Linked DNA regions of Mus musculus: region 1 is linked to region 2. Evidence: chromatin loops called from intact Hi-C (ENCODE). Cell type or tissue: heart. All regions are shown on one strand. Region 1 holds the start of Gm39736 (a long non-coding RNA gene). Region 2 has its middle 4.5 kb from the start of Gm30725.

Region 1 (2,500 bases), 400 kb after region 2:
TAAAGGGATGATGAGCAATTGAAAAAGACACTGGATATTATACACACACACACACACACACACACCTACAGGCATGCAAACGCATGCACAACCACAAACATGCACACACAGGCACATGCAAACACATTCATGAATGCACAAGCACAATAGGTACAAATTTACACAAGCCTGTGTGTACCCACGGACACATGGGCACACATGCTCCCCAGCTTGGAGAACATTTAATAAATGCGATCTTACTGTCTTTTCACCCTGACCCTGGGCTTCTGAGGAGCACATGCTGACAGGTGTATTTGCTATGGGCACACATGAGAATGGAGCTCTCCTCCATAAACCAAAGGCATGTTTAGCTGTGTTGATGTTTAATTCACCAGTGGTATTTGGTCTCACATTTATTAGACTGAGGGATTACCCTGGGTTTGTAAACTAAATAACCAATCTCAGGAGCTGGTCTTAATTGACTTCCATCCCTCACACATCTTTTTTGGACCTCCTGTTTGAAATTTTGTTTGGAATTTTCAAGCCGAATTTTTCTTGCTAAGCATTCTTTCTCGAGAATCTAGTGGGATCCTCCTCAAAAACAGATCTTAAAGGGCAAGGAATCATATTTGAAAGCAAATTTAATTACCTTTAACTTTTGAAAGTTTCCCAACAAAGCTTGTCTAATTCTCTGACAAGTCCTGGTATCTGTAAATGGGACTGACCAAAAACCAATATTAAAAACAAAAGCAAACAAAAAAAGAAAGAAAAAAAAAAAAACCACAAACTCCCATTCAAGTGTGAAGAGCAAGAAACTATTGCATGAATGTCATCTGCTTGTCTCCCCTGAAGTAAGCCATCCCCTAGCCTTCAGTTGTCCACCTAAGAGTGGACCCATTCCTTAACCCATGCCAGAGACTTAAAAAACAGCTGGTGTCAGCCCCAGGCTTCCTTCTTGGTGGGCTCTGTACCTCTGCCAGGGACCAAAAGTAGATGAGCTGCTGACATCTGCTGGTTGCTTGGCAGAGCAGAGCGTAGGCTCTTTGAAGGGCTTTCTGCTGATTCCTGCTAGCTCCACCTGATTCCTGGAGGCTCCCCCACCAACTAATTCAGTGGGAAGGATCAAATGCAAAGCAAGAAATGTGGGACACTTCTCAAACCCCAGGAAGATGCATGTGGGCCAACAGAAGGAGAAGCAGCCTTCCCTCAAGGCTCACGGTCCTTCTAGGATTTAGAAGGCTTAGATTTGATCTCAACCACAGTGGCCAATGCTGAAACATTAAGGGCACGAGAATGCCTTCTGATTTTCCGTGGACTTGAAAACACTCTACTCTGTCTGGTTGTTCTTTGCCTCACAGATATTTCTCACAAGTTCTCCATTTGTTGGAGATCATAAAGTGGAGAATATTTTCAAGCCCCCTAGAGACTTTTATTTTTTTCTCCTGTCACATGGTGTCCAACCAGGAGTTAGTGCAACCCATGTGATGCCAGATCTTTGCTGGTGAAAATTCTTAGCCTACCTTTGGGGGAAGATGTAGGCTCCCTGCTGTAGATAGGACAAAGGGATCCCCTGTCCCCCAAGGGATGACTGATGCCTGGCAACAAACAACTGATTCCAGAGTATTAGGGACACTTTTTTTGCAAACACAATGGAAATTGGTCGTTATAGTAAAACATTTTATTTTTATAAATGTTTTATTTCTTCCTAGCAGTTAGCACCAAAAAACACACTTGATTTGTTCTCTTGGGTTTCATCTATTTACTCCTCCTGGAGATGTGAATCCTTCCTCCAGAGCATAGAACAGAGGGCTTGCCAGCCTGTCCGCCAGACTGTTGTTCCCAGGAGATGAAACTCAGCTACAAAGTAAAGGTCTGAAAAAGTTACAGAATGCAGCAACTTCCCGCTACAGCGCCCCAGATGGTCTCTGCAGGTGCTTTTCCAAGAGAACCCTGGAAAGCACACAGAAGCGTCCTGTCCAGTGACCCCGTGGAAGCTTTGTGAAGGAGACATGCAGGGCCACCCTGCCACTTCCAGCGGTTCCTGAAAGTAAGCTGGTGTGAGTAGAGGTGAGAGCCCTTCTAACTGTCCCCAGGCAGAAATGCCCATGGGCAAGGCTGTGTGTGCTCTCAGTGCTTGATCCCTGCCCGGGTATGTGAGCGTCTGTAGGGCCTGATGAAATGCGCTAGGCAACTTTCCCTACGCCTCTAGCTAAATGGCTTCCTGAGGAAATGAGAAATGGGCCTGGGGTGGATGGGAAAGAATGAAGAATTCCAGTAAAGAACTAAAAAGAGAGAGAGAGAGAGAGAGAGAGAGAGAGAGAGAAAGAAGAGAAGAGAAGAGAAGAGAAGAGAAGAGGAGAGGAGAGGAGAGGAGAGGAGAGGAGAGGAGAGGAGAGGAGAGGAGAGGAGAGGAGAGGAGAGGAGAGGAGAGGAGAGGAGAGGAGAGGAGAGGAGAGGAGAGGAGAGAAGAGAAAAGAACTTTTGTCTTTGGAACGGGGATTGTCAGATCTGAAACTCCAGG
Region 2 (2,500 bases):
AACCACAAGTAGGAGGGAGGGAAGAGGGCAGTGTAAGAATCCATGGGACCATCCGCACCCAGTGAATGATGGGAAATCAAAAGAGCAGGTGCGCTTCGCTGCTTCCGGGTCAGCCCTGCCTGGCAGGTGCATCCCAGGTGCAGATGTTTGCAGACTTGGCCCGGCGTCTGTTCTGGGGGCAGGCAGCCACTCGCCATTGTTCTGCTTGGCTCTTCTTGTGGGGGTGGGGGACTATGAGGTGGGGGTGGGGGTGGGGATCTTTGCTGTCTGCTCTTGAGAGCAAGGAGCCTTTGATTCTGGAGGAGCAAGCTTTTTCCGACTTTGATCTCCCTGGAATAGGGCCTTTGCGAACTCTCTAGAGAGCACTTTACATTTAAAAGCCTCCGAGCCGGCTGTCTCTCTTTGCTCACCTGTGGTGAAGCTCCTTTCCCCGTAGCTCATCCTTCCAGCAGAATGGCCTCTGGGCAAACCTACCTGGGACCAAGTCCCACAGCACAAAAGAGCTCCACCAGCACCTGCAGCCTAGGTCCAGCCAGACATCACCTCCCTCTGTCTTAGGGCTGAAGGGAGCATCCTGTTAATAGCTGAGGAGGGAGAAGAACGGGAAACGGAAGGCTTTGCTCAACTCCTGGAATAGCACAGGGGCGTCTTCAGAGGACATTATCAAGGCAGCTCTGTAGGATGGTCCACATGGGCAGTGCCACCGCCATTCTGTAGATGACAACCCTAAGGCCTACATGATTTCCCCAGAGTTTTTAGGATAAGCTGAAATACACACCTCCAGACCCCCACCCTGACCTCACCTGTCATTCCCCAGCAATGAAAGCCCACTGGGGCCTTCCAGGACACTGCCACCTAGGCTGAGAGGAAGTGGCTTCTCAAGGCTTTCCGAATCCACAGCAACACAGTAGTGAGCCACAGAGTTCACACAGGTCTTGATTGTCCTGTGTAGTGGCAGTTGGGATTGTGAGCCAATGACACAGACTTTCTGAAGTGCTTGATCAACCCTGTGTGCCAGCATCGTGGGAGAACTCACGGACAGGACGTGAAGGAGAGTCTTTTGTAACTGTTGAGTGCTGGAAGCAAGTCGGTGCTTATCTATGGATATCTTTCCTACTTCCATTCACAATCCCACACAACAAGCCACGGGCTGTACGACTAGGGAGCCAAGCAAGGCAAGGGCCAGACTTGTTTCCCTGGGTGTGCACACCTCTCATTTCCTACTGCTGTCCCTTGGGAGAGTAGAGAGGTGGACAGCAGCAGCAGCAGCAGCAACAACAATCGTTTAGAGAGACCTGCTTCTGAAAGTTCTTCCTACCTGCTCTGCACACTCAGTAAACCCTCCTGACAGGGCAAAGAAGCCTAGCAATCTAGCTCTCTGGGAAGGGACCCAACGCATGGGGCTTCTACACTCAAGTGATTTTCCCTAATCAGGGCTGATTACACAGGAGGGTCACAATCACTGAGGCCCACCTGCTACTTTCCACTCCTCCTCCTCCTCCTCCTCTTCCTCCTCCTCCTGCTCCTCCTCCTCCTCCTTCTCTTCCTCCTCCTCCTTCTCCTCCTCCTCCTCCTCCTTCTTCTTCTCCTCCTCCTCCTCCTCCTTCCCATGCCCCACCCTCCAGGACCTTGACCTGGCCCTCCTCTAGGGCTCCATTCTCCACCTGTTCCTATGATTCCTTGGTAAGAGACAGGGGCAAGGGCCTCCCAGAAACCAAATATTGGCCAGGGGCACAGCCCGCATTGACGGTGTCTCCCCGAGGAGAAAGCTGGCTGTTCATGGGAAAGTCCTCGTTAACTGGAAGGACTTGCTTTGCCTTTCTGTATGTTCCCTTTCAGCAGACCAGAACTTCCTGGGGCTGACTACGATTCAGGCTTTGCTGCGTGGGGTCGCGCCATGTTAGCTTTCCATCCCCAAGCCCAGCTTTTCCCAGGTTCCAAGCCAAACCTGCTTACTATTCCTCCTATACACAGGGCTTGCTCCTGTTTCATGTCTCTGCCGATGCTACTCTCCTGCCTCAAATACACTCTGATATTTATAAATCTTTTGCACTTAGCATTTCAAAAGGCTTTTCTGCCTATGATCTCATCCAATTGGATCACATCAGGATCCTCACAGCAACCTGGGGAGCTTTTGCCATTACTATTATTTAAATTACTGCTCTCTGTTACATAGGAGGCACTGAAGCCCAGAGACCCTCAATGACTTGTTCAAAGTCACATCAGTAGTTACGGAGAGAGCTGGAATTACAGCCAAGGACTTTGTGACTCCCTGCCTAGTGCTACCTTGCAGCCCTGTATCAAGTCCTTTTATCACCGCTGGCCCCATCCATGGATGCTTCCGGAAGGTCAGAGCCAACACAGTCCCGGTGACTGTTTCTCTCTGCCCAGCCCTCCCATTGTATCGGTTTATAGCGCCCCAACTTTCTGTTGAAGAACCACCCCACCCCACACCATCAGCTCACCTGATTTTGACAACACCGACCTCATCCCTTGGCCT

Evidence for each region. Hi-C counts contacts between places; a loop is a spot of excess contacts. Peaks named below come from ENCODE experiments on the same cell type or tissue, not always from the same donor. Only the 100,000 strongest peaks of a DNase experiment are listed, where the experiment ranks them.
Region 1: a loop joins it to region 2, with 3.0 times the contacts of the local background. A loop is called at or near these places in 2 of 42 quality-filtered maps.

What each region holds. Positions count from the first base shown.
Region 1 is chr1:190,044,480-190,046,979 of GRCm38, reverse strand. It overlaps Gm39736 (a long non-coding RNA gene), which reads left to right and starts at 1,830. Exons shown (of 2, transcript XR_865850.3): 1 at 1,830-2,046. In heart, a CTCF peak has its summit at 1,001 (motif pointing left); no DNase peak of the experiment used is centred here; H3K27ac peaks cover 411 bases.
Region 2 is chr1:190,446,044-190,448,543 of GRCm38, reverse strand. No RefSeq gene overlaps it. Among named protein-coding and RNA genes, the nearest start is that of Gm30725, 4.5 kb to the right of the region's middle. In heart, no CTCF peak of the experiment used is centred here; no DNase peak of the experiment used is centred here; H3K27me3 peaks cover 1,813 bases.